Regions from separate parts of the Mus musculus genome. Here region 1 is linked to region 2. Evidence: chromatin loops called from intact Hi-C (ENCODE). Cell type or tissue: left cerebral cortex. All regions are shown on one strand. Each heading gives the region's core, and the rest is flanking DNA. Links, peaks and the distances in the headings are about the cores only. Region 1 has its middle 12 kb from the start of Gm42054. Region 2 overlaps Galnt2 (polypeptide N-acetylgalactosaminyltransferase 2).

What was found. Hi-C counts contacts between places; a loop is a spot of excess contacts. Peaks named below come from ENCODE experiments on the same cell type or tissue, not always from the same donor. Only the 100,000 strongest peaks of a DNase experiment are listed, where the experiment ranks them.
Region 1: it touches region 2 in a loop (2.1-fold over the local background); 2 of 42 quality-filtered maps call a loop at or near these places.

The regions. Positions count from the first base shown.
Region 1 is chr8:124,177,263-124,192,131 of GRCm38, reverse strand. No RefSeq gene overlaps it. Among named protein-coding and RNA genes, the nearest start is that of Gm42054, 12 kb to the left of the region's middle. In left cerebral cortex, for the core only: a CTCF peak has its summit at 7,484; DNase peaks (open chromatin) are centred at 7,479, 7,876, 9,324 and 9,800.
Region 2 is chr8:124,314,811-124,329,679 of GRCm38, reverse strand. It overlaps Galnt2 (polypeptide N-acetylgalactosaminyltransferase 2), which reads right to left. Exons shown (of 16, transcript NM_139272.2): 4 at 5,910-6,008; 5 at 5,621-5,688; 6 at 5,344-5,409; 7 at 1,467-1,588. Among named protein-coding and RNA genes, the nearest start is that of Galnt2, 91 kb to the right of the region's middle. In left cerebral cortex, for the core only: no CTCF peak of the experiment used is centred there; DNase peaks (open chromatin) are centred at 6,156, 8,142 and 10,863; H3K27ac peaks cover 1,279 bases.

The DNA of each region.
Region 1 (14,869 bases), core at 4,292-12,291, 140 kb after region 2:
CATCTAACCCCCACCCCCCACCCCTCCAGTGAGGTTCTAAGAGGTAGAGATTCCATCTGGGAGCTGATCAGAACAAAAGGCTTCCTGGTTGGGGAACACTACTGAATCCAAGTGGCTCAGAAGAGGGAGCAAGACCCAGACATACACCTGAGTGCTTCCTGTCTCCTACCCTGTGACACTTTACACTGTCTTGGGGACTCTGCTGGCAAAAGCCACCTCCACATTCATCGCTTCAACCCTGACCCCTGGAAGCACGCACAAAGTGGACATGTTTTCTTTATGACTCTCCTATGCGGAGATGATATTGCTGGCAACAGAACGCAGACAAACATAACACTTATAAATATGCCCACATGTACAGATGGTGTACTACCTATAATATAAATCTATAGTCTTTCTTTAGATAAATAGCACTTAAACTTTCTTGCATCATGTACAGAAACATTCTTTCTACAGATACTCATATGCAGCTATGTTTCTCTTTTATTTATTTTTAAATTTTGTGTGTGTGTGTATTTGTGTATGGGCACACATGCATCACATATATGTGGACATCAGAGGACAACTTGTGGAAGTCAGTTCTCGACTTCCATCACAAGGCTCAGATCATGAGACTCAGTTGCAAGCACCCTCACCTGATGAGCGTCTCACTGGCCCTGCCATTAAATGGCTGCCTAGTGCATCCCATCATAAAAGCAGTAGTTTGGAAACTGTCCTGACATGAGACTGGGCTGTTCCCGTTGCTTTATATTTAAATTGCGTGGCATTCCAATACTGAAGCAACTGTCCTCTCAGATATAGCTCTTCACCATGAGGGTTGTGACAGGCAGGGAGGCCACCTCAGTGGGATTCACAGTCTAGTCCCTAAAACTTTCCCTGTATTGTGTTATGTGGCAAGAAAGACTCTAGAGGTGGAATCAAAGTTATGGACCTGAAGCAAAGATTATCACAGACTGTCCGGATGTAATTGCTGGAGTCTGGGCTGCAACCTGGGTGTTGCACCTTCATATGATGAACGGTCTCCTAGGTGATAGAGTTGAGGTGTTAGATTATGAAGGCCCCATGAAAGAGATTGATGCAGGTGTGGCTATACATTGTAATTCTGGCACTTGGGAGAACTTGAGGCTCTCCTGAGTTACATAGTAAATTTCAGGCCAGCCTTGGTTATGGTGTGAGACCTCAAAAAAAAAAAAAAAAGAGGGAGTGAGGGAAAGGGGAAGGGAGAAAGAGAGAGAGAGAGAGAGAGAGAGAGAGAGAGAGAGAGAGAGAGAGAGGAGGGACGGGGAAAGGGATAGAGGACAGGCCTTCCTTCATGCAGCTAGGCTGGGACCAGGAAGCAGATGGAAGATGAGGAGACGAACATGCATGAGGGACATAAAGAGAGGCAGACAAAGCTGACACAAGGCAGGAAGGAGATGGTGCAGCGTGCGGTGCTGCCAAGAGCAGAGCAGCCTTAGGCAGATCTCCAGGCCACTCAGCTTTGATGCAAGGAGCCCCACAGGTGCAGCATCTGAGCTGGAGATAAGAAGTACTCTCACTTTGGCTTTACCCTGAGCTCCAGCCACAGTCTGCCATGAGGAGCTGTACAGAGCTAAGGTCGGAGGGAGAGGGCACCTGGTGGAGGATCCAGGTGGCACAGAGCACGTGTACCGGCTGACTCTGTTTCTGTGTCCCCACAGAGCAAGTGTGCTGGCTGACTCTGTTGCTAGTCTCCTCACAGAGCATGTATGGCGGTTGATTCTGTCGTGTGTGTCCTCCAAGTCCCATTTACAGACAACACCATTCTCACAGCCTCACTTTAGGTATCATAAAATGGGAATAAAAATTATGAGTATCTAAGGATGAGGAACACACACACAGATATGTATATGTATATGTATATGTATATGTATATGTATATGTATATGTATGCACCTTGGGCTTATTAGTAACATGTATTCATATATGCACACATGTGCATGCATGGACACACATTTGCAGCACATACATGCTTCCATTATATCCTTCACTCAGAGGAGGTTGTTCTAAAGTGACCATCGCTGTAATTTCAGGACTGATTAAAATGTATCTGAGAATTCACCCATTTCCATTCAGCCATTAATGGGAAATGAAACCCAGGCCAGCAAGGACTACAGTTTCTTCTGTCCCGGCATGGTGTGCTTTTTGCCCACACAGGAGATGCCACGCCCCTCAGAGGGCCAGGGCACAAGTGCACCTGAGCACTGGCCCCATGTCATGTGCATTAGCGCAGTGCGAAGGCTCTCCCAACAGCTCCTGCAGCCTCGCTTCTCAGTGGACGGAGTATTCAAGTGATGAATATGGACTCCAGGAGAAATGTTACCGAGGTGAGTAAAGGTTATAGACGCAAGACCTTTTCTGTCTTGGAGAGAACCAGGACGGATTACTATAATTTACCTCTCCTCGGGGCAGCAAATGGGAGGCAGAACAAAGTCTTTTAAAAGAACCACTTAAGGTAATTTATCTAAGTGGTTCCCAAATGTCAGCTGCAGGCCTCTGTGACAGTCATCCGGCCTTTGGGAGCTTGAATTCTGGCAGCTGGGACCCACTGGCCCTAAGCGTCTGAAGCATGCCCGGAAAGCTGTTATTGTGAGGTCCTTCGGGTGGGGACGCTGTTGTCCAGCATCCTGGATAGAAGTCAACGATGAGGCTGGGGCCGTGAGGCAGAAGACCCCACACCAGGATCCAGCAAGCTAGGCCATCCTGCCACCTCAGTGGGCTCCTTCCCTAGAGCAGGTCACCCCTGCAGTCACCCCTGCAGTCACTGCCAGCCACCATGGCTCTCTGAGGAAGACTCAGTACGTTGAGCTCTGTGAAGGCAAGCATGCTGCATCCACATTGAACACTCCTTCTCTCCCACAGCACAGCCGCTTCCTACTGTGACTCTTACCCAGCAGATGGCACAAGTGTCAGCTTGTCCCAGCTCATCATCAGTACCACTGCCTCGACCCCACCCCACTTCCACCACCCTTCCTGTTCTCCCACCGTCCATCCCCATTCCCTTTATGGCTTCCTCCCTGGTCACATTCAGCTACTCATTTTATGCAATCCAGGCCCCCCTTCCTAGGGATGGTGCCTCCCCCTGTGACCTACATCATCCTACACCAATTAGGGACTTTAAAAAAATGCCCACAAACACACCACAATTCAATCAGATTTAGGCAAGTCCTCGGTTGAGGCTCCCTTTTCCCAAGTGCCTCTAGGTTTGTGTCAAGTTAACAGCTGGAGCTAACCACGACACCATCCATCCACACGCATGCTTGATTCTTAGGCATTCATCTGGGATCCACCCGTGCAGATATGAGCAAACATGAATGCATGCTACCTCCTACTTCCTTTACATACTAAATGCTGGATGCTGACTAGACAGACTAGTTTCTATTTTGTTTGGCCACTTGTGACTCTAGGGAGCTGTCTCTGTCTGTCTGTCTGTCTGTCTCTCTCTCTTATGTATGTATTTCCCTGTGTATGCATGTGTATGCCTGTGTGTGTGGCAGCAGATATCAATGTCGGATGTCTTCCTTAATCGTTTTCGACCTTACTTTTTATATATTTCCTCTTTGAAAATTTCATGAATTTATACAATGTATTTTGATCCATTATTACCTAGGATCTCTTACTAAACCTAGAGTTCACCAATTTGGCTAGACTGGTTGACCAGTTAGCTCCAACTACACCTCGTGGGCCATGGGGATGTCTACTGCGCTTGGCTTTTCATGTGGATGCTGGGAATCCTAACTCGGATTCTCATGAGCACATCCCAGGCTCTTTACCAGTTGAGCCTCATCTCCAGTCTTCATTATGTATTTTTTTTGTAACAGTTGCATGTTCGTATCATTATCTTTACATTGAAAAGTAGTCCCTCCCCCCAACAGCGTGATTGAAATACAATTCACAAACCACAAAATTCACATACTTAAGAGATAATCAAGGCCAAGTGTTGTACATTCAGAGCCATGAAGCTATCTCGTAGTACCAGAGATTGCTAAACAGTTACTTGTAAAGAAACAGCTTTAGTTATCTCCCACCTGCAATAAAGAATTAAGTTTTAACTGAGGACAGGTGAAGTGACTCAGTAGGTAAAAGTTCTTGTCACGAAGCTGGTGGCGACCTGAAGCCAATCCCTGGGACCCACCCAGTAAAAACAGAAAACTGACTTCTGCAAGATATCCTGTGACTATATGTGTGCTCGCGCGCGCGCACACACGCGCACACACACACACACACACACACACACACCACACATACACACACACACACACACACACACACACACACACACACACACACACACACATACAAAGCTTGGTTGAACACTTGATACTGTAGGACCCAGAATCTTGAATGTTTTTCAGTTTATTGATATTTTAATTTTCTAATCGTCGATGTTTGAAAATAGCACTTTGCATAAATATATAATGCAACACGACAGAATTATACTTAGAGCTATTTAGGAAATTGGAAATTCTGTCTTAATTCCAAGCCAGAACTCATTTAATGATTTTTCTTTAATGAAACTCTAGCCAGCAACTTAAATAGCATTTTTTTTAAATCGACCATTTTTAACATAGAGATTTACAAACTTGAAACTTACGTATGAGAGATGAGGGTCTTTGTTTTCTGTAATCAAACCATTAAGTTTCTTTAAGAGCAGAAAACTTTGTAAACACTATAAAGATTTTTCTCTCCAGCCAGACATGGTGGCCATGTTTTGCCAGCGTGACGTCATGAGGATCATGCGATTGGGAGTTCAAAGTCATCCCCAGCTACACAGTGAGCGAGAGGCCAGGCTGGTTACATAGGCCCTTGTCTCAAAAGGACGAGAAAAATCGATAAAGAACCCCCTGCAATGCATAGCACACAGTAGGCTTGTGTTTGAGCTGAAGTCTTAGGCGTCATTCACTGACTTCATAGGGCTTGAAAGTACAAACTGTGTGTTCAGAATCGTTTGCTTGGGTGCTGGGAAGGCGAGGCTGTCTGAGACATCGGATTTAAGGCCACAGTGAAATTCAGTAGCATCCCGGGTTCACTGTACAGTTGGTTTTTGAACTGATTTTTGGTCCTTGTGCACAGTGAGAAGAATCCCAGAGATGGAGGGGCCTGGTGAAGAAGGAGAACTTCTGCTCTGAGATCTTTGGAGCCATGGCAGCTGCGGGAATGAAGCAAGCTCGGTGTGCTAACGCAGCAAACCCCAGCCTTCCCAAGCCTCAGGGCTCTGCAGATTTTTCTAGTGTCATCGGATGTTTCTGTTTTGAAGAACTGAGAAGCTCCTTTTAAAAGTCAGGTTTCGAGAACACAAAAATCAAAATGGTTGCAGAATGGTCAACGTGAAGAACCTTTTCTGAGCTTAGAGGTTTTTCTGGCAGAGTACGTTGTTACATCAGCACCTTATATGGACCCAACTCCTTCAGAGAGAACAGATTTCGGATTTAATAAGACTTTGCAGCTTATCGTGGCCAGACTACTCCAGTTTGTCCCCTGATCTAGCCTTCCTCTGGACTTGTGGAAGTTTGCCGCCCTCCTGGCTTGCATATTCCTAAGCACTGCATGTGAGTCCTGTGCACCTTCCCGATGGTTCCTTGTGGTGCCTCAGGTCCTGTTCTGTTTCTCCCCCAGGCCAGTTTCTAAACTAACTTGAGCTCTGGGTTGGGTGGAGAAACTCTGCCTCATTGAAAAGGGCAGAAGAGCAACGGAAGACGATTTCCAGCGTCGTGTGTGCATGTGTGCTTGTGCTCCCACATACACATGCTACACACTTACATATGGAAGCAGAAAAAGGGGAAATACCCTGAGCTCTATTTTGGCCTTGCTTGCCACTGCCCGGTTTAGAGTTTTACAACAGTCACGGAACCACTTCGCTTGTGGCTACGACTCTTATTTCCAAAAATTGCTTCTTGCAGAGAGGCTGGTGGCTGTAAGTCTTGTGTTGCTACTCAAACCTAAAGTCAAAACAATATGGAGCTAGAACTTTAGCCCCATGGTCATATCCTTCATGTCTAGAGGGTGCAGTCACCATATGGGTGGAACCTGGTGTTGTGAGGGTAGTCAATGGCCCTGAGGGTGCCACTTCTACTGTGGTGGATGGCTTCTGGAGGGCAACTTGGCTGTGGGTCTTTTTGTCATGAAAGCAGAACAAGACATTTCCCCACTCAGGTGCCAGGCAGTAGCACTCACCTCTAATTCCAGCATTTGCTCAGAAGGCAGAGGTGGGCTGATCTCTGTAAGTTCAGAGCTAACCTGCTCTACAGAGTGAGTTCCAGGGAAGCCAGGACTACACAGAGTAATCCTTTCTCCAACAAACAAACAAACAAACACACACACACACAGGCAAGATGTTCCTTCATTCTAGAGAAGTAATAGCTCTGGGGTCAGATTCTCTGGCTGAGATTTAGCTGAAATTTTCTTCTTTGGGAGACTAAAAAAAAAATCAACTTTTGAATATTTAATAATACTGAATATAAAAAAGAAAGAATTCTCCTTTATGCATTCAAAAAAATCCCAGGAAATAACAACAAACAACATTGAGGCTCCTGGTGTGTTTTTGAGATATCTTGGCAGCTCAGAGACAATGGTGGGCTGGCTGGGAGGTAGTTAATGTGTGTAAACCCTGTGAGGCAAAATGAGCAGCTTCCCAAGTGCCAAATGCTACTTCATTATTTATCGACATCTGTATTAATATCAGGACAGCCAAAGCCTTTAAACATGGATTTTTCTTGTGAGGATGTGAGCTCCAAAATATATTTTGTGCATCTAATTCTTCTGGAATTTAATAGGTAACTGGATAAATTAACACAAGCGGCAAAATGCCAGGAAATCAGACACTTAGCATTTATAATGCCGGAGGAGCTCAGAGCTCTGTACTGTCTTGCACTGTGTCATGTGGCAGTCAAGCATTCCTGTCTCTGTCTCTCTCTGAGTCTCTCTCTGTGTGTCTCCGTCTCTCTCTCTCTGTGTGTCTCCGTCTCTCTCTCTCTGTGTGTCTCCGTCTCTCTCTCTCTGTGTGTCTGTCTCTCTGTGTGTCTCTGTGTCTCCATGTCTGTGTCTGTCTCTGTCTCTCTCTCTCTCTGTCTCTCTCTCTCTGTCTCTGTCTGTCTGTCTGTCTGTCTCTGTCTGTCTGTCACTGTCTGTCTGTCTGTCTGTCTCTGTCTCTGTCTCTGTCTCTCTGTCTCTCTCTCTCTCTCTGTCTCTCTGTTTCTGTGTCTGTGTCTCTCTGTCTCTCTCTCTCTGTCTCTCTCTCTGTCTCTCTCTCTCTCAGGTGGTGCTGCTTACAAGCTCTTGCTGACTTTGCCTTGCTTTGTGAGTAGTAGTCCCAGGATAGAGCCAGGCAATGACAGTTGGCAGCAGAGAAGGTGACAGCTGTGGTCCTCTGGGGACTCATTTAGACTCTCAACTGAAGTACCGCATATGCGTTTCTAGCTCAGCCTCACAATCATTATGAGTCAGGTCTTCTAGCCAGGCTCCATAATGGGCCAGTAGAGGCAGTACAGTGGCCCTGAAGGCACAAGGCAAGAGGAAGGCCTTGCTAAGTAGCAATCTATGTTCTATAGAGGAAGTTGGTTCTGGAAAATTCTGTAGAGGTATTGAATAGAGACAGGGCCACACTGTGATAGAAAAGGCCATCCACTTGGGACCCCCCAGAGGAGGCTGGGCAAGGTGTTGAGGGCAAGAGTGAGGTGGTAATTCATAAATGAAAAGAGGCAGGGCTCTCTGGAGACTTGGAGCTGGCTAAAAAAGGAGGCTGTTTGAAAACCTGGAATCACTGAGGGGGTGGGGGGGAGGCAGCCTGGAGTCTTCAGTGACAGCAGCTAGTGCTGATGGGGAATGAAAACAGAGACTGAGAGAGCCAGGATGCTAAGCAGCTGCGTCACCACCCTCAGGGGAGCAGCCAAGAACTGTTCTAGAAACCCTTTCTGTGGCAGACTTAACAATCCAGCCTCTCTACCTCCGGAGACCCAGGAGATGCAAAACACTGCTCACATTTCCCCCCAAAGCCAAGCATGGTAGCATACTCCATTACTCCGGCACCTTTGAGACTGAAGTAAGAAGACTGTTGTGAGTTCTGGGCCAGTCTGGATTACTCAGGAAGGAGACAGACAGATAGAGACAGAGACACACAGAGGGAGACACACACAGAGAGACAGAGACAGAGACAGGCAGAGAGGGAACTGGGCATGTAGCTCAGTTAATAGAGTGCTTGCCTACCCTATCATGCCCAAAGGACCACATAATAAAACTACATATGGTGATACTCCTGTCATTCCAGCACTTGGGAGGTAGAAACAGGCAGATCAAGAGATTCAAGATTAGTCGGGCGGTGGTGGCTCACGCCTTTAATCCCAGCACTCAGGAGGCAGAGACAGGCGGATTTCTGAGTTCGAGGCCAGCCTGGTCTTCAGAGTGAGTTCCAGGACAGCCAGGGCTACATAGAGAAACCCTGTCTCGAAAAACCAAAAAAAAAAAAAAAAAAAAAAAAATTCAAGATCATCCTTAACTGTATGACAGTCCTAATTTGAACTAGGCTACATCATGAGACCTTGTTTCAAAATAATAATAATAATAATAATAATAATAATAATAATAATAAATTATGTTATTATTTGGACCTTTCTATCTCCCGGTGTACTTTGCTTCTCTTGGCTTCACACTCCAGGAACTCATATCAGGTCATGCTTCCTCAGCCCTCTGCAGCCGTAATGGGGCTTCCAAAAGATGAAGAAGCCCTAGCCTGTTCCTTGCCTGTGGCCAGAATAAGTTCAGGGCCGAACTCAGCAGGTGAACATCGTGATGCTGAGAACAACCTAAGGGAGAAGACTGAGACACAAGAAAGACAGCGTGGCTGGTGTCCTGGGGTGTAGCAGAAGGCCACACTCACTGCCACTGAGCCAGAGCATTTGCAAGAAGGCAGCTCCTGGTACTCTAAGAGTCCTGATTGGAACGGATCACTTCTTAGCGATGCCTGAAGCTCACCGGCTCATCGACTTGCTATGGGCAGTTCCAAGAGCCCACTGAACCTCTGTGTGTCTTTATAAAGGCATATTCTCTCTGAGGCCAAGCTGTAGAATGCTCATCCATTTTCTCTGAAAGCCATGCTGAGTCCCTTCCATCTTTACATTCCTACCTTGCAGATTACACAAGCTGTAAAGCGTCAGCGTCTATGAGACTTGAAGGTTACCTGTGTCGCTGCTGAGTTAGAGCAGAGGCAAGCTTGGCCAGGAAGGCCTCAGGGAGCTGGCAGTCACCACTGCTCCATTGAGGAAGATCTGCAGAGAAGAAAGAGCTTGCAAGGAGATGGCGTTCTGAGTGCCTTGGTGTCTATGCTTACACCCAAAGTGACAGATCTTCGAGTAGCCGCTTGAGGCTGGGAAGATGGACAGAGTGACTGTCAGCTGCATGAGGCGGTCACGGAGTCACAGAAACCAAGTGAGCCACAAATCTTTACCCAACGCTGTATGAAAGGCCTGTGCTGTTCTCAGAAGAATACACAGGCAAGCTTGTGAGGTCTAGCCGCTGCCTGTAGGAGCTCATGCTGCCAAAGGACACATTGCATACTCAGCCCACGTGGGGTGGCAAGTGACAAATACTCGTGCCTGTCACCACCATCTCTGTCTCCCTTGCTCTCTGATGCCCTTACCATGCTTCAGTCACGCTCAGGCCTAGAGTTCTCGAGGACGGACAAGGAATGTGTAAACAGCCCTCTCGGGCTCCCTTCCAATCAGTGTACATCATTTCGTAAAGCCCTTGAAATGTCTGGCTCAGAATCCACACTTAGCAAGGGAGGTCTGAATGAGCCCATGGGTGGGAGGCAGACGGCGACTTGAGTAATGCCAGTGTCACATGAGAGCCGGATGACAGCGTCTCTGAGGACACAGAAATCATGATGATAGTGGCGTAGGCAGGTCAGAGAAAACCTCTGCAAGCAATCTTGCCAGAGCCCCAGTCTGCGGGGGGGGGGGGGGCGGGGGGGGGTTGCAGGGGAAGATGCCAGAGTTGGGTAAAAAGGCATGGAGTGTGACTGAGCTGAGGCATGGTGGTGGGCGAGCCTGGGCTAAAATCCAGCTCAGGCTCTATACTCTGGGTTGCCAGAAGGGACACATGGAAGTTTCTCTGCTTGCAGCCTCTTGTGGGCAGGGATCAAGGGCAGGAGGGAGAGGTATGCCTGGCTGTAGAACACACTAAATAAGCAAATGGCGTCTCCCTACTGTCCTCTACACAAAGCTTCTTCATTGCCAAACCCAGGCGGGGCCCATCAGTCCAAGCTAAAACTACTACAAAGCCCATGACGCTCTCCTACACGGAGGGAGAGGCTCTGGCAAAGTGCCCCTGTGTGTTTTGTAAATAGACAGTAGTTTTATATTCCTTTTCTTGATGTGGACTTTTAAAACCATATCAGCTTTAACCCCGAACTCCTGTCCATACCTGGATGTGCAGTGAACTGTGTGCAGGGATCAGATCTTTGTCAGCTTGGTGCTCATCACCCCTCCCCTCCTGGTGGTCAGCTTCAAACTGAGCTCCTGCCTGATCTCCTCCAGAAGCCATGAGCCACACAGATGTCCCTATAGATCCATGTACACCACACTCTGAGTCTCTCAGCTCCTGCAGGTTGCGGATGAGGAGGGGTGGGAAGGAACGAGTGGGTCCGTTTGTAAAGGCAAATGAGGTAGAGCACGGAACTACAGGGGTGGCTATCTTGTCCTTGCAAGGAGGAGGGCTGTTTAAGGTAGACCTCCCCAGTCAAAGGACATTTGTAGCTTAGAAACTAAAGACAGCTGCAGATAAAGACATGCTGAACTCCCAGGATGCACTGTGTTATTGTGTGCTCATGCAGTGTGTCCAGTGACATACCTGCATACAGGTGCTGCTGTGACCCAACATGGCAATTTGGAAAATAATGCCCCCAGAGGGCTGATTATGGAACAGCCCTGTCAGGTTTTTGTTTGTTTTGGTTTGGTTTTTTGGTAGGGGGGAGTCTTTGATATGCCAAGGCTAGCTCGATGTGATAGATCCACCACTGCCACACCCCTTGGATGGAATCCCAGAGTGGGGGCTCATGAGGGAGCAGACACCCTTGGGACAGACATTATAAATAAACGGCTGGAAGGAGACGTCCAGCTTCAGAGCTGGCCTGTGGTTTGGTATTGATCACTACTGCTGCTAATTATTCCTCTGCCTGGTGAATGTGCCTGCCTTTCCTCCGTCCACCCTTTGTCCTCACCTAACCGCACAGAACCCCATTGCCCTTGGCAAAGCCCATCATTAGGGCTTTCCAGCAGCCAGCCATTTCTGGAGATCAACATACCAGGAGGGCTTAAAGCACACTCACCCTCCATCTGGTGTCTGACAGGCATTCTGAAAAAGGCAACTGCAGTCCCTGGCCTACTCTCTAACACTGCTCAAACCCTCCTTGCCTGGAGTGGCCCATTTCTGTTTCTGAATCTATGAATCTCAAAGGCCTGAAGAAGTCAACTTCATTTATACATTACAACCTTCCAGAAACTCCAGGTTCCCTCTTCTTCTTTTGCCCCCTGATGACAGACAAGATATACAAACAATCACTATGAATCTTGTTGCAGTGTAAGAGTCTGTTCTCTACTTAAAACGGAACTCCCAGGTTGGCGCGGTTGACTATTGGACCCCAGGACAAAGCTACACAGAGAACTGTGCATCCATCTGAGAGCACAGACAGCTTTATGAGGCCTGAGGTTTCTCTATGTTTCAGAAAAGGAATTATGTAGAGACTGTGACAGGCAAGGTACTGAATTTCTGGACTTGCTTCCAATAAGAAAATTCTGGTAAATACAGGATTTTCAGAGCATCTATCACTCTTCCATGCATGATCACTACATGCCCATGACATAGCTCAGGTCCTTGTTTCCGGAAAGGTTTCTGCCATTATCAGGTATCTGCAGCCTTCAGCCCTTATAGTCCCCAGGACCAAGGTCTTGCTCCTTCTGGTCAACCTTCAGATGGACACTTATTCTATGTAAGATCCAAGACTTGCCCCATGGGCACGACATGGCCAGGTCTGATGGGCCTCCCTGGAGGTCTTCAACTAAATTATGGTTTAATTGACCATACTTCCCAACCCTGCCTCCTCCTCACACACCCTATTTACCCCTAGGGCTTTCTGGGGCACATCTCACATTTAAGCCCCCTCAGCACCTGCTTTCTGAGGAATCTAGTCTCTGACAAGGTTTCTGTCAGACCAAGGTTTAAGAACTTAAAAGTGTTAAGAACCTCATAGCATTCCACACTCCCAGGCTCTGCTGAACAACGGGGAAGAGATGAAACACAGCCTGCATAGGGGTGCTTCTCCCAGGGATACCGGCCATCTGTGCTTACACATTACTAGGCGAGCTTGACCCTCCCACACAAGAAGTCAGCCTTTCAGCTGGCATGGGTCACCCTCCCTAACGTTTCTGAAGACCCCGAAGTACTTTCTTTGCTGGTTTTCTGAGACCATAGCTCTCCTCCTGAAGTCTGTGTGAGTCAGGACTAAGCAGAGAACAGTGGGTCAGGGTGGGGGCGGCAAGCATCTCTATGAGGAAGAGACTGCCACCTGCCCAAAGGCCAGCTCTCCTCCTTCCTTCCTGACTTTGGAAGTGACCAGACACCTCAAGCCCCTGATGGCACACTTTTCCCACCATGATGAGATACCCTTCCTTCCTGAAGATGCTTCTCATGTCTCGGATGATTTTGTCACAGAGATAAATAACTAGTGCACTGGCTGTGGGCCCTTTCGAGCACACTCCAACCTCAGGGACTTGTTCCCTGCTGTCCTCTCTACACTGATCAATCTTTGTTCAGGGCACTGCACAACTTCTGCCCTGCAGAGCCATGCCTGACCCCTGACCCCTGACCCCTGACCCATGAGCAACCTTCTCCCCTGAAGATGCATCACTTACAGCCCAGTAGCTGGCTCACTCCTCCAGCAGAACCCAAGTCCCAGGCTCTGCTCACCTTGTTCGATGCTGCATTCCTTGGACTCAACCGAGTTGCCAGATAAACCGAATGAGCAGTTTATGTTCTTTTTGACGCTATTTTCTTTCTCACCAGATGCATGGATTGCTTCATTTGCTTAATTTCCTCCCTGTTGTTTAACATTTAGGTTGCCGCTGATGTTTTCCTAATATACACACACACACACACACACACACACACACATATATATATATATATATATATATATATATATATATATACACCCTTAATGAGCGCAGCCAATACTCAAGCAGTTCACTCTAGTTCCCAGGATTTGCCTGTAAAAGTGTGATGGTAAATTAGCTCAATGCAATCCCATGGCTCTACTGAAATCCAAGGTGGAGACCCCGGACGGACGCTGAGTTCCCATGCTTTCCAGCCTCGGTGGCACAGTCTCTCACCTTGTCCAGGAAGCAGCTACAGCCAGATCCAGATGAGGAGCAACCCCTCCCAGACCTTGTAAATGCTCACCCTGGGAGAAGCTGTGAGACATGGCCCCCAGCAGGTGAGACCAGTGGGTCCTCACTCCACAGAACTCTTCTCGGCTTCACCTGCTGTGCTGGGCAGTTCACTTCCATTCTGACTGCCCAGGCCAAGTCTGGGTGGAGAGCTAGGCACTTCTCATCTTTTGTGCCAAATACAGTGTGTGGCACATCCTACATGGCAAATAAATACTTGCAAAATGTCCTCAGAATTTATTCCCTGATGGCTCAAAGAACCCTTGCTTGGTGATTCCTGTGCTGGGAGGAGAGCCATTGCCTCTCCTGCACTGTCAGGGCCAGACACTGAGACCAGTGTATCAAGAGGAGAAAAGCCTTATGTGAAATCATCAGATTGTTCCAGAACCCTTCATTCCTACCCTTGGATTCTTTCCCTGTCTCCTGGATCCTGTGAGGCGTCCTCTGGGCTCACTTGCCCCTCCAGGGACACACTGTTGCAGGATATGAATACTTGAACAGAGTGAATTTGAATGATGAATTGTGGGTCTCAGGTGCTGAGCTGTTTTTTACTGCTGTTCTGTGTACTGAAACAGGGCTCTGGAATATTAATGATGTATGTTTTCAGTATCTGGAGTGTATCTGGAAAAGACAGAAAACCCATGAGAGCTGGACCACAGTGCTTGGAGAAGCAGCTTTCCTGAGTGAGTTACATTTGCCTGGCAGCCTCCTAGACAGTAATGTCACAGTCTGGTGATCATCGGCCCAGGTTGCCAACACGCCTGGACCCTTTTACTGAGACAGGAGTTGGAATAGTTAATATTGATCACTCCAAATGTGTTAGGCATTGTTCTATGATCTAGGATCCGTGACCAATAAAAGAAAGCAAGCCCAGCATCTGTCTTCATCTCTCTGCTTCCTGCCTTTGGATGTCCTGTGACCAACTGCTTCCTGCCTGTGGATGCCCTGTGACCAGCTGCTTCCTGCCTGTGGATGCCCTGTGACCAGCTGCTTCCTGCCTGTGGATGCCATGTGACCAACTGCTTCCTGCCTGTGGATGCCCTGTGACCAGCTGCTTCCTGCCTGTGGATGCCCTGTGACCAGCTGCTTCCTGCCTGTGGATGCCATGTGACCAACTGCTTCCTGCCTGTGGATGCCCTGTGACCAGCTGCTTCCTGCCTGTGGATGCCCTGTGACCAGCTGCTTCCTGCCTGTGGATGCCATGTGACCAACTGCTTCCTGCCTGTGGATGCCCTGTGACCAGCTGCTTCCTGCCTGTGGATGCCCTGTGACCAGCTGCTTCCTGCCTGTGGATGCCATGTGACCAACTGCTTCCTGACTTTGGGTGCCCTATGATGAGCTGCTTCCTGATTGTGGATGCCCTGTGACCAGCTGCTTCCTGACTGTGGATGTCCTGTGACCAACTGCCTCATACT
Region 2 (14,869 bases), core at 4,308-12,307:
AGTTACGACCCCAGTGAAGCAAGAGCTGCCATCCCAACAGGCCTTCCCAACAGACACCACTGTCCCAAGGTTGTGCAGGGTGGCGGCATGAGAGGGGACAGCTGACTAGACACTTCTGCTGCCTCTTCTCCCTGTCACAGACCAGGGCTGTGCAGTGGCTCCAAGGGGAGATCTCAGTGTCACAGAACTAAGCGCAACCACGATATGCCTGTTGCCCTCTCGTGAGCTGCACCAGCATAGCTCAGGCTCAAGTGTCCACACTACAAAGCCAGGGACGGTTTCTGGGTACAACTGGTGTGAGAGGAAGGGGTTTCATCACCTCACAGCAGCTGACTGCACTTTCCATTTCTGAACTCAACTCTGTTATTGTACCGACCATGGCTACCTTCCACAGAGCCACTGTGTGAGCACCAACACGAGGCCTCCGACCTCCTCTGACCTTCCTGCTCAGTGCTGCCTCAGGCTGACTGCTCATGAGAGAGAGCGAGTGTGGCTCTTGAGTTACTTAGAGAACGCTTGTTAGCTGAAGGGCCAGCAACAGGATGAGCAGAGCTCAGAAGCACTCTCCAAGGGCATGACAGAGCCCCGCCCCACCTGCATGCTTGCAGGTTGACGGGAAAGCAAGCTTTGGACCACGGAGACTAGAGCATCACTCAGTAACCCACCCCTGTGCTCCCATCAGGCTGGCCCTGGATATACGAGACTAATCTTTACATTCCTTCTGATGAGAAGAGAATCACAGGAACCCATCGCATTGGCCCGCACTCTCCTCAGCTGGCCAAGCTGGGGAACACATGGCAGGGACAGGGGAGGACACAGGAGAGTGTGTTAGAGAGTGGTGACCCTGCCTCCTGTGTGATTCCGGATGTTACTGAAGACCCCCTGAAGCTCAGTCTCCTCACCTAGCGGCTGCCTGAGACCAGTAAAGGGCAGAGAGTGGACTTCTAACAGCTCTTGGCTGCTCGGTATTTTGTGACTTGCTGTTGCTACGTGTGCTATGGTGGCGGGCAGAGCGTCTCATCCTGTTTCCTTTCATTTGCTACATTGCCCCCAAGGAAGCACTTTCATAGCAGCAAGGAAAGAAAGTCAATAAGACAAGCAGAGGGCAAGGAAAACAACGCTGGGCTAAACACAGTACCAGTGCGGACACTTCCGGAAGGTGGAATGTGCCTCAGCATGGCCAGAGGTCATGTGACAAGCCCGCCGGGGCACTCTGCTAGCTTGTTTGCTTCTCTTTGTTTGCATGCACATGTGCACACATGCATGCCTGTGTGTGTGGCAGGTGACCAGCCACCTCATCTTGCCAGGCTTCTGCCAGCTCCATGAAAGCTGTCTTTGGTTGCAGTGACAGTCCTGCACCCATGGGACATCGGGAAACAACGTTTAGGGCATCACATCTTTCCTAGTGACAAGGAAACCTGCAGCCAGTGTACGTAACACAAACCCTCTGTGTGACAGAGGCTCACCTCAGCAACCCGCTCCAAGAGTGGCTCCAGCCATCGCTCGTTACACTCGCAGTGACTGTCTAGGAAGGTCAGGACCTTGGCCTGGGCGGCGTCGGCACCCCGGACCCGAGAGCGCATTAGACCTGCGGAGATAATTCAAAGTGCATGAGTAGTGGGAGCTCTACCTGAGAGCTAGCCTGGCACAGCTAGCAGTCCCTGTGCCTCATCACCGAGGAGCTGTATGCCAGCAGTCAATGGGATAGATTCCAGGCTGGACTTCAAATGGCTCATCAGGTGACGGGAAAGATAACTTTCCTAAGGCTACTGTCCCTGAAAAAGGCCTTTCTTCATCTAATAGACATCACCCTTGTCAAATACCCAGAGGATGGCTTAAAGCACCCTGCTGTCGAGGCTCCAGGTCCCTACTTGGCTGGGATAGCAAAGGTGTCACCACACCCTGAGAGCTAATGGTGCCAGGTCTGGTGGGCCTGGCAACTGCATCGAAAACAGCGTTGTCTTCAGACAACAGGGCATTGAGTCAAACCCGTGTGGCTGTGATACAAAAACCAGGGTCATCTTTGGCCCCATTCTGCCCGAACGGCTTGTGATCAATTATAACAGGTACTTCATGTACAGTCTTATCATTAGCCATGTACTGAGCCCAGAAGACACTTTGCACCTGGGCAGGATGGGGCTCCTTACAATGAGCAAGGACGAGTATTTTAAGTTCCTTTATAAACAAGAAAAATGGATTTTCAATGACTCTTATCAACTATATGCTACATCAGGGTAAAAAGACGAGATTTCCAACTCCAAGCCGTTCAAACCCTTCCTCGGGTAACTGCTACAACTGCAGAGCTGAACGTAAGTGGAAACTGTCTGAAAGGGCTTCCAAGAAGTCACTCAAAAAGGGAACTTGAGGGGATTCAAGGCCTGAAAGCAGGAACGGCGCAGCAAGGCCCAGGTCCGCATGGGCTTGCCCTCCCCTCTGCTGCAGTGCAGTCCTTTCAGCTTGAGGTGTCAGCAGACCAAGGGCAGGGCTTCTACGGAGGCTGGAAAGGAAAAGAAGGCCCCCAATCTGGGGACAAGTCCTGGAAGCCTGTGGCTAACAGCTCCTGGCTCAGGGGGCCACAGGAGCAGAGCAGCCCAAGGACGGCCACAGCCGGAGGTGGCAGAGGCCTCAGCTGCTCTCTCCTCCAATGGACACAGGGTTTGGGATTTGAGCCTTGCCAAGTAAACAAAGTGTGGAAAACATCTCTGCCCTCCTACAGAAACTGCAGAAGGTCACAGTTAGAGCTCAACTGTTAGATAAATAGGGGATCTACCCCAAATGCACGTGTGCAAACAAAGCACCCTCGTCATGTGTAGGACCAAGTCTTCAGTGTCTGACTGAGATGTTGAGGCCACCCCTCTGCACACGAGCTCACATGCTAAAGCCTCGGTCCCCACTGGTGGTGCTGAGACACGAGTGGACGGTAAGGCTGCCAGTCTTATCAGTGACATAGCAGTGCTCGGAGCCCACCATGACTAATGTGCTGCCCTGCGATCTTTAGCAGTCTGCATGACAGTTTCACATGTGTATTTACTTCCAGAATTAAAATGCAAGCACCCGAGGGGCAGGAAGAATAACTGTCACAATTTATCCTTGCATTCTCTAGCGTCTAGCACAGTGCAAAGCACACACTGTTTAATACATGATTTTTTAAAATTAATTAATTTTTTTTAAGATCCTGGGGGCTGGAGAGATGGCTTAGTGGTGACGAGCACTCACTGATCTTGCAGTGAACCCATGTTTGGTTCCCAGCACCCAACCTTCTCTAACTCTGGTTCCTAGGGATCTGATGCCCTAATCTGGTTTCCATGGGTACCTGCACATGTGACCTACCCACACAGACGCATACACACACGGAATTTTTAAATATTAAAAAGAAAAAGATTCTTGCTGGGCTGGAGAACTGGCCTAGCAGTTAAGAGCACTGGCCGTTTCTCCAGAGGACCTGGGTTTGATTTGCCGCACCCACACAGCGGCTCACAACTCTATCTAATTCCAGCTCTAGGGGGTCTGACACCCTCTTCTGGCCTCTAGAGGCACCAAGTTTGAATGTAGTATACACGCAGGAAAAAACACCCATACGCAAAAAGTGGAAAAGAAAAAAGAAGAGGAAAAAGAAAAAAAGATCTTTCTTCCTGCTGTGCCTGGAGCCACACATGGAGACCTGGAAGAGAGTCTGAGCCGACCAGGGAATGACCACGTCAGCCTCACACAGTGGAGTGTCCAGAGTGTCATCTCTCTGTAACTGCTGGAAACTGGAAGAGGGTGAGGCCAAACAGCAGCAGCACACCCGAGACGCCCCAAGGGGCTTCCAGACCTGGCTGTGGGAAGGCAGTTGTTCCCGTAGCTTCCCACACAGATGAGACTGACAGCTGGCGTCTGCAGTGTCACATCAGCATGAGATGACAGCTCTCTCTCTCCCAGTTTGGGACAGTTCTCCTTCAGTGAGCTGTCAAAGTTGAATCTGTGATTCTATGGCATGCCTGGAACATGGAGACACTGTATTCCTCATAGCTAGGCTTTAACATTTTCTCTAAACCTTTGCAGCCAAGCCACTGATGGGACTTTACAGGCAGAAGACAGAAGTCAACTTTCCAAATGTGTAAATATAAATGTGATTTGAAAATATAGCTTCATGTACAAACAATTCCAATTAACTTAGGCTTTGACTATCCTTCCTGCATCTACTGAGACAGGGCTCTTGGGTGGCTCTGGTGGAGGGAGAGACACATAAACTGAGATTTCCCTGAAGTAGATTCAGTGGGCTAAGGAAGGTGGGTGGGAACTGGAATCTGAAGAAGCCATATCTGTGTAGAAGATAAATACTGACTAGAACTTAAGGGAAAGTTTGAATGCTGCAGGTCGTAAGTCATTGGCCGCTACTGTTTTTGTTAAATCTTAATTGTATGTGTATGGGTTTATTTTGCCTACAGACATGTGTATCTGTGCACCATGTGCCTTCTTCCTGAAGAGACAAGGATTGGATGCTGGATCCCCTGGGACTGGGAGTTACAGACAGGACTTGAACCCGGGTCTTCCCGGAGAGCAACCAGTGCTCTTTTAACTGTTGAGCCAGCTCTCAGCCCCAGCGGCCTGTCCACTCGGTACCAAGCTTCATTTAGGACCAAGCATCTCCAGTGTCTATGACCGCCGGATCGCCAGCAGATCACTGTTAACCACCAACCACAATACATCTGACACGACGGCAGAGGCTCCTCCGCTCTATTGTGATCTGTCTAATTCATGTCCCTACCAATATATTTGTTTATGTACCGACTTAGGACTTTGTACTCTGTGACTAAGCACACGGCCCCTCTTCCACCACAGCAGCCGTTCGGAACAATCTGACTCGCTCTGTGTTCCCGTATATCTGATTCTGAATAAAGCGTTCTTTTCTTTTCTTCCCTCTGGAGCAAGAGAGGGTATTGCACTCACACAGAGGCTGGCATGTAATGGTCGGTCTTGACTGTCAATATGACAGGACTTAGTATCACCAAGGAGACAGACATCTGGGTATGTCTGAGAGGAATTTTCTAAGGTTAGGTCAGAAGTAGGTGGCAGCATCTCATGGACCGGGGTCCTGGATTGTGTAAGGAGGACCCATGAGCTGAGTTCCCACGCCCATCTCTGCCTGCCTGCTGTGGGCCCACGTGACGAGCTGCCTCATGTTCCTGTCACCACGGTGGACTGCATCCCTGGAACTATGAGCCAGAATAAACACTTCTTTCTTTAAACTGCATCTGTCACACTAGCGAGAAACCACCGCACAGGCACTGAGAGACACACCATCTCACGAGGGCAGAGACACGCTGCTTCACAAGTGACGAGCAGGGGGGACCTCCTTACCTTCTCTCCGGTCATTTCTGAGGACCCGCACCTTCTCGATTTTCCCCAAGAGGGCCCCGTCCTCAGCTAAGGAGAGAAAAGAGGTGGACAATAGTGATCCCTGAGTCTACACGGGGTTCTGAGCTGGAAGGCCACATACTTGGTCACCTATGCAAAGTCCTGCCCCCAGGGTCTCCAGAGGACATCTCTTTTCTGCCCCTAGGTCCCTACTCCACTCCAGACTGTATTAGGTCACTCTTCCCAGACACCCCAAACCAGGAAGGCTGATGAAACTCACGGTCGTTGCTGTAGTCATCCACCAGGATTATCTCCTTGATGAGGTGAGGTGGACTCCTCTTGAGGACACTGAGGAAAGACAGAGGAACGGAGCCTTGTAAGGGCGGAGCTCTGCTTGGAAGTTTCCTCTCTCTTTTGGTCCCCGGCCTTGGCTCGAGGAGCCAACAGCTACCCCATGCTTGGCAGCTGATGTCCTGTCTGTAGCCCCAGCTGATGCACCTGAGGTGCAGCCATTGTCAGGTGCCCCAAACACTTCCCATGAGACGCTGGGAGCTATCCGTTGGCCTCACCTGACCACCGTCCGCAGCAGGGCCGACCTGGCTTCATTGTGGAATGTGATCACCACGCTGGTGGCTGGCAGGTCCACTCGCCACTGCTTGCGCTGACACCTGAGGAAACAGAGTGACCGGCCCTGTGAACAAAGGATACACCCCGCAATGACGGATCATCCCTGCTCGATAAGCAGAGTGGGCTGCCAAGACCGAGAGGCTGCGGTTAGCCTGCCAGCTGTGGGAGGTTCTGGCACAGACGCACATATGGAAGCAGGAGCTACAGCCAGGTTCTGCTTACAGACAAGGGCGTTCTGCAAGCTGTATGAACTGAGAAGAGATTTCTAACATGTAAGGCACGTGTTCTAAAGCAGTGAAATAGCCTCCCACTTCCAGACAGACACTCCTCAGCCACACGCCTGCCTCAGTCCTCAGCATTTTTTCCCCCCTTGGGGGACCTACGCCAGCCAGCCATTGCTTTCTTCTTACCTTGAGCTTTGCCTACAACAGGCAAGGTGCCTATTGGGTGATTGGCTCTCACAGTATCAAAGGACCCACTGCCTGCCGTCCTTCATACTGCCTGCCAGGCCTTCTCCCAGTAACCTGGTGACAGAGGAGCAGGCTGTGTCATGGAAGCCGGACTGGCAGGTGGGCAGGCACCTTAGGCCTGTCTCACGTACAGGGCCATAACAACCTAGGCCTGCAAAGATGGCAAGCCGCACAGGGCCTCTGCGTTGACTGTGGACGCCTTACACTTGAGCCAATGAAGACCAGTTTTAAAGCCACGCCTCTTCTGATGAGGATAACAAGTATAACATGGTCAAAATACTCAGTAAAGTAAGACCCAGCTCAGCAGAACTCACGTGGACTCTTCCAGGCCACTCTGGGGATGCAGGCAGAGAGCAGTGTCCCAGAGTCTCTACACAACTCCCCTAGGAGGGTGAAGACCTTGTCAGAGCCTTGGGACACTGTCAGCTGTGTCTGAGTACAGCCAGAGTCCCAAGTGGCCAATGGTGATGCCAGTGACACCAGACTGAGAAGGAGCCCAGCAGAGCAGCCGGGTTGACAGGGCGTACTGAAGAGGAGGGAACCCACAAATCCAGTCCCTGCCTCTGGACCCCTCCTTGCCCTTATCATCTCTTCAAGTGGCAGAGCCTTCCATGGGTCCAACACACCGAAGACTCAGTTTACCCTGCAGCTCATCAGATTCCCCCAGTTATCTTGAATGGAAATCAGTGGGAAAGGAGGTGGATTCTGGAAGAACCCTGGAGCTCAGTCAGGGCTCAACACTCAACTGCTGAGCAGTGAGCTGGATGCTGGCATAGCAGCCGCCGGACACCAGTAGAGAGGTGTGGAGAGGGCAAGGCAGGTGCCCCGAGATGAGTGCTTCCCCAGGACTGTCGAGAGGAGCCCAGCCCTGCAGTCTGTGAGCAGCAGCAAGAAAAGCAGCACAATTATAAAGCAATTAGGGCTGCAATTGCAGAAGGGGCGTCGGTTAATTTTAGTCATTATAGTACATTCTTTTTAATTAATCACACACAAAAAATTGTATAGCAGTTGTTTGTGGGGAGTCAGGGAACGAATTCTACAGTTAGCATCTGATCTCACTCACTGTAGACGAGCCTTCATGGACAAGCCAATTGATAAAAATTAGCAGGAAGGTAGATGAACGAAGAATCTATCAAGTTTCAACTGTAAACAAATTACCAAATGGCTTCACTGTCAAGAGGCCAATCTGTAATGCTGTAAGGGGGAGAGGCTCCATGCTTCGAGGCTCACTGCCCTCTGTACCCGGGTCCCCACGTAGCCCAGGAGTGACTGAGCCAGCAGACCTGGGTTGGGAGACTCCAGGGACCCACAGGGCCGAGTGGGACCGTGAGAAGATGGATAGCATTTTTCACTCTCAGAGCGCTGGATTCCGGGCCCATCCAATCACGCCCCAGTCTCTCATTCTCCTCGTCTCTGCAGGAAGCTCATCTTCCAGGAGCTTTTGGAAGTCTCCTGGGGCTCTGGAAGCATTTGCTGGAACAAGCAGGCTGCTGCTACACAGCGTTTTATTAAAACTCCTCTGCATATTCCTAAGGCTCAGGCTCAGGTCTGGGCACTCAGGAGCTTCAGCGAGATCCCATTCTTAAGGAGTGCGAGCTGAAGGCTCTCACAGCCCACGGGTGGAGCGAGTGTGCGCACAGATCCAGATAAGCCCCACACTCAACCCAGATGAGGCCCCGGAGGAACCAAACCGCTTTAAAAAGAGAAGCAATTAATTTTGCATTTAAAGAGTCTTGCTTGGCCCTGTCAGCCAGTCTTAGCTGCTCTGGAGGCAGTGGGAACCAGGGTGGCAGCTGCTACAAGTCCATCAGCTGTAGGGTGCTTCCTCCCAGCCAAGCAGGATGGAGAGCGAGCAACAGCAAGAGAACGAGGCAGCTGGAGTCTCTTCTCCCAGACACACGCAGAAGCCCACTCTGGGCCCTGGTTCACTAGAGGCTCCAAAGACTTGGTACTGGCACTGTCATTCTGGAAGCTTCCTGTCCACTAAAATGGCAACTTGACAAGTCAGACACATAAAGATAACATACAGACACACACACACACACACACACCACCAAATAGACTCAGCAGGTTGTATTTATATACATGTGTGTGTATGTGTGTGTAACAATAATGAGAAAGAGGCCATGGATTTGAGAGAGGACAGGGGAGGGGCTAGGGAAAACTACATAAATACAATGTGTGTGTGTGTGTGTGTGTGTGTGTGTGTATGGAAATTAAAAAGTCAAATTAAAAGATTTTGAAAACCCTTAGTTTAGCTAAAGAGTTCCAGAAGGATCCTGCCTCTCCTGGATGTGCCTCGCACTTCACACACACAAAAGGTTTTCCTTTCTCTTGGCTTTCCTATTTCTGACATTAAATCAAAGCTCCAGCTGACTCCCAGGGACAGACGGATGCTGCAGACATACACTGGATGATCCTAAATGCCGTTGGGTCATTTGCAGGGATTAATACATGTCACTGTGGCCAGTAATACATGTTACTGGTCCTGGCGTTATCCACGGGCATCACACAGGTGAAGCTGAGGATACACAGGAAGAAACCGGCCAGAACATGTACATACCCAAGGGGAGGGTCAAGTCCTAGCAACGATACGGTCAGAAGGGTGATGAGGGTTCCTGGGTTTCTTCTCACCCCGTGTGACACTGTGGTGGTCTGACTAGGAATGTCCCCATAGACTCATAGGTTTGAATATGCTTGGCCGTGGGAGAGGGAGTGGCACTACTTGTGGCCTTGTTGGAGGATGTGTGTCCCTGTGGGGGTGGCCTTCGAGGCCCTCCTCCTAGCTGCCTGGAAGACAGTAGTCTTCTCCTGTTTGCCTTCAGAACAAGATGTAGAACTCTTGGCTTCTTCTCCAGCACCATGTCTGCCTGGACGCTGCCATGTTCCTGCCTTGGTGATAATGGACTGAACCTCTGAACCTGTAAGCCAGCTCTGATTAAATGTTGTCCTTTCTAAGAGCTGCCTTGGTCATAGTGTCTCTTCTCAACAATGGAAACCCTAATTAAGACAGACACCAGGACATTAGTGATGTAGCTCACTGGCCCGTGTAGGGACAGTGACAAGCAGGAGGGCCTTCACTCTGTGGTCCTGTCTTTACGGCAGCTCACAGGCAACAGTTACCACCCTTTCAGGCCCTTTCCAACCCCCAGTGTCGGGAGAGGGAACCTCTAACCCAGATTTGGTGCGCTGTCACTCCTAGGTATGCTTTTAACTAATCACACAGAGAAAAGGCATATATACATCCCTAAACAGCATGGTATCAACCTCCGAGGACTCAGCTGACGGAGAGGACACATAGTCGCTGCTCGCCTGGGCACACAGCTTTGCCACACCACCCTGCTGTGGTCAGGTTCCCACGTAGGAGCAGACACACACACTGTCCCTGCCTAGTCTCCGTCAAGGAGTAAGGAGCACCGGTAACCGTGTACTGAGTCACTCCACGCTCTTCACCCTTTGCCGTGATTCGCTCCTGCTCTCATCTCACCCCACCGCAAGCCCAAGGCCTCGCAACCTCTCACTTCTCCCCTTCTGAGAGCTGAGATGGCAGGTGTGTGCCACCATGCCCAGCTCGTGCCTTCTATTTCTTGAGTGATTTTGGTAATATTTTCCTAGAAAAATATCTATTCCATTTACATTTCTTTTCGTAGACATGTACCTGCAACTGTCTTATTATCTTAGCTGCTCTGGGTGTCTCATGAACACACAACCTATCAGAGGTTTCTGGTTTTGTTACAGATCGTTGGGGGCGTATCTGAGAGAAGCTGCACACAGTCCTCTGTTTCCTCTGGGTTGCTCACTTTGCCTCCCTCCCCCACTTCCTTCTGCTTCAGGGTTAGCCTGCGGTTCTGACACCTTGAGTTGGAATAGACCAGGCTACCCCATATAAAGAACCAAGTTGACTTGAATGAATTTAGTCCTCACCTGGAGATGTAGGGAGTTCTATATTCTGCCAAGAGGAACTGGGAACAGGGAACAGCCTCCTGGCTCTGTGAAGACAGTGAGATGTGCCCCACTCTGTCCTGAGCTGAGGTCTGTTCCTGCTGCTGAGGTGGGAAGATAACGTAGCTGGGAGCCCTGTGGCTGGTCTGATTTCTGCCTTTGCCACTCACCGGACGACGTGTGAGTCTCTACAGCATGCTAACAATCAGAAGTCTCAAAACCCTGAAGAACTTAAGGTAGATCTTTCAGCTTCCCAGCTGGGGCACGGAAGTGCAGTGAGGACTGCTTTCACAGGAACACTGGGAGGATGTAGGCCCTGAGCAGAGGCAGTGGCTCACTGGAAGCCTGAATTCGCCCCCCCCCCCCCCAGTTCCTCTCAGCTGGGGGAAGACAGATCTGTCATCTCAGTGGCTGCCTTGGCAATTGATACAATGTTTCCAAAGTGTCTGGAACAGTCATCTAGCCTGTTGTGTGGCCGGAGTGCTAGCCAAGCCAGAGCTGGAAACACGTTCCCCACTCCTGAGCTGGCATCCAGGGTGAGCAGCTGCTGGAAAGCTACAGACAGCTGACCACCATCACAAAGCCGGACCTGGCCAGGGGATAGCAGGCTCACCGGGGATACCCAGAGCTGAGTCACATGCAGGTGCCTGGCTCTGCGGAACACTGATTGTAACCTGTAACCAAGCAGGCCAGGCAAAGAGCCCCAGGCTGTGCTGAGGCAGCTACCCTTAGACTCATTTGTAAAAACTATTTTTTAAGTTTTCATATACACATGTAGTTGTGTTAAGCCTGTTTCCCATATACCTCTCCCTCCCTTCCCAAGCGCCTCCTCTGTTCCAACCTAGACGGCTTCATTTCTACCTTCCTGTCATAAATACATACATGATTTTATGTATATAAAGTCTATATAAAGTCTAGGATCTGCAAATAAGAGAAAGCGTGTGATGTCTGTCATTTTGAGATTGGCTTATTCACCTAATATGATTGCATCAATTTTCCTATAAATGGCATGACGGCTCCTTCTTTACAGCTGAAAACAACCCCAGTGTCCTTGCCTTTCCCCACGCTGATGGCACCTGGCCTGCCTCTGTAACGTGGCTGCTGTGACTACCGCTGCTGTAATTGTCAATGTGCAAGTGTCTGTCTGTGTGATCTTGACTTGAATGTCCTCTAGGTAAATCCCCAGGAGTGGTATGGCTCCGTTGTCAGAAGATATGGTTTTGTGGTTTTTTTGTTTTTTTGTTTTTGTTTTTTTGAGAGACCTCCACACTGTGTGGAGAGATGCTATTCATGGCAGCAGCATACTGCAGAAGCAGAGTTCCTGCCTCTAACCACAGCCAACGGCACATACGGCAGACCCAGCCGCAGTCAGATACACAGAATGGGCTTGCTGGAAACAGCCCCACCCCATCCTACCTGAGCTAGATACATGTCTCAAGCTCTGCCCAGCAAAATAGCACAGACAGCTCTACATTTCAAGATGGTTGCTATGGAATTTTCCAGAAGCCTAGGTGAACAATTTGATAACTTCTGAATTAAAAATTGAGGCAGATATAAAAAAAAAAAAACAGTTAAAAGAACCAAACTAGCTGTTATATAATGCTTGCTTAACCAAAATGCTTAGTGGCCCTCCCAACAGCAGGGGCAAGACGGACATCCAGGTCCCAGCTGGCTCCTAGCCAGTCCTGATATCTACCCAGAATGCCCTGGGTCTTCTAACACCAGAGAACCGAACCCTAAAATACTTAATGACCTTTGCAGACTGCTCTGAAATTAGGCTCCTTAAGGTCTGGTTGCCAGGGTCTGACAAGCCCTGTTCACCCTGGGTTTGTTTATCTCATGTCACCATTATTAACCTAAAACAGCTTTCTCACGCCCTATAGTCCTGGCACCACATACCACAAACATCAGAGGAGCCAAGTTCAAAACCACAGCACTCATCACCTCATGGCACAAGACGCTGCCTGCCTCACTGACCGCCCTGCCTCGGAAAGCTCCGTGCCCTTTGGGAGGCTGGGGGTTCAGCACAAAAGCACAGACGGGGCCAGTAGCTGGCCTGGCACACTTCAGGCTGGGCAGCCTGGGAGGTGGTGCCAGCTCACAGAGGAAATCTGAACCTGCAGAGCCTCATGGGGTGCATTCTGCAGGCTGAGCTGTCGCAGGAGGCAGTGAAACTCTTTCATCAGGACTATCACCCACTTTCCACCACCTTCCGTTTTCCAGACGTTAGCTTTTAATGGAAAACTTTGAGAAAATAACAGCCTTACACAGTGCTGTGAGCGCTCCCTTAATCTCCCTAAGAACACCTCACCAGCAGCCATTCCTGAGAGTCAAAGCAAGACCTGTCCCTTTAAACTCATTCCTCCTGATGACAGAGCTCTCCCAGGAGTTCAGCTGCAGAGCAGCCAACAGGAACCACAATGCACTCCTTCCCTTGCTTGACCAGATGCCTGTCTGGGTCCCCCAGATGCCTGCCTGGGTTCCCCAGATGCCTGCCTCAGTCCCCAGCTGCAGATATCCTCCAACTACAGCTTCCACACGTGGGATGGCCCAGTCCTGCCTCACACGGAGCCATCCATGCCTCCGTTTGCTCCGCTCCTCTGGCATCCAAGTGGCTGAGCTCCAGGGCAACCTTCCCATGAACTGCCTGGGTGAGCGGCTTACGTTCCCCCCTGTGCTTATCTCTTCCAGGCCGAATGCCAGAGCCTCGGAGCTCTGTAGGGTGGCCATTCTCCCTACATGGAGCGGATGGCCAAGATCCTGAGCTCTGCCCAGCAGGAGGTCTGGAAACTGCCTGACCACAGATGCCTTCAATGTTCTGCCCTTGTCAAACAGATCAGCTGGCAACTGCAGGCCATGCTGGATCCTCTGTTTTCAGAGATAAGGATAGACAGGTATTTAATCCCTGGGTGCGTGGAGGTGGCCGTCACCATTCATGCTATAGACAGGACATCATCACTACCCCATCTCTTCAGGCAGCACCCATGAGCTGCTCAACCCTTGGCGCTTACCACCAAGCTTGGCAAATGCAGGTCAGTCCCTGGGAGCCAGGCAGTGGAAGAACCTCAAGCTGTCCTCTGACTTCTGCATGTGCACTGCCACTCGTGCACCCGCACGCAAATAACATCAAAAAGGTGTAATCACATTTAAAAAAAAAAAAAACTTAAAGGGGCAACAAGTTACAAAGCAGGAGGAAGCATGAAACCACCTCACACCAGTGCAGTTTTGGACCTGTGTGTACAACACTGTGCAAATGAAAATGCTCTACGTGTATGTGAGTGTATATGCAGCATCCTCAGAGGCTAGGAGAGGGCATGGGATTCCCTGGAGCTTTGTGAGCCGCCAGGTGTGGGCGCTGGGAATGAAACCTGCGTCCTCTTGAGAGACATAGGTGATATCTCTCCATCCTCCAGACTAAACTCTCTGGAAGAAGGATGGCGACTATTGGAAGGACGACGACAGGGCGCTGGGGAGCCGGCTCAGTGATCCAGGGCACCGGCTGCTCTCCCAGAGAACTGGGATAAATTCCCAGCACCCACAGGATGGCTCACAACCCAGTGGCACTGTTCTCACGGTGGCACACAGACACACGTGCAGGCATAACACTCATGCACACAAATTAAAAAAAAAAATCACAAAAATTAAGATGACTGTCATAATCTATCTAATGCCCAGATCTCAAACAGAACAAAAAGGGATTGGGACAGAGACAAGCATATGTGCTCCTCATTAAAGAACGGGCAGAGTTTTATTCTTAGTATTAAACCAGTACTTGTCTAATTACTACTCTTGCTGAAAATGGCAACTAATTGAGTTATAAGTAGAAAACAAATTCTGTCAACCAACTGGAGGGACAAAAAAAGCAAGGACTGGCTAGTAAACAAAACTGTGTCTGCGTCAAAGACGGCGACGGACCCACGGGATTCAAGATCCACAAGTCTACTGGAAGAAGGGGTAAGCCAGGAGCATGGGGTCCTGCCCACGGCTCCCCCAAGGCTGCCTTGTAAATCAGCGCAGGCTCTCACCAGGGGCCAAGCAGCAGCAGCAGCGGCTTAGAGCAGCAGCCTCTAGAACCATGAGCCAGATGAGCTTCACCTGATTCAGTCTCTGAATCAGTTCTGAACTGAGCAGACTTGGGGTAAAACAGACAACATAAACACACCAGGAGACTAAACGGCAGGGCCAGAGGGGGCGCTGCTGTCTCCACTACTGACAAGGCCCAGGCAGAAGAATAGGGAGCTTAAGGTCAGGCTGAGCTACAGAATGGGGAGTTGAGTGAAAATGGGGGCTGGGGCTGGGGCTCAGCAGAGAGCGCTGGCCTAGTGTTAGCAAACCCTGGCCCAACCCCCAGTGCAGTGTAAAAAACAAAAGGAAATAACACAAAGCAGCCTGTCTGTGCCACTCCGGCCTGGCCGAATGGTGTGGCAAAGTAAATATGTTACACGACGGGTAAGTTTACGTTCCTTCCCGTGTGCCAGATTACAGCACTG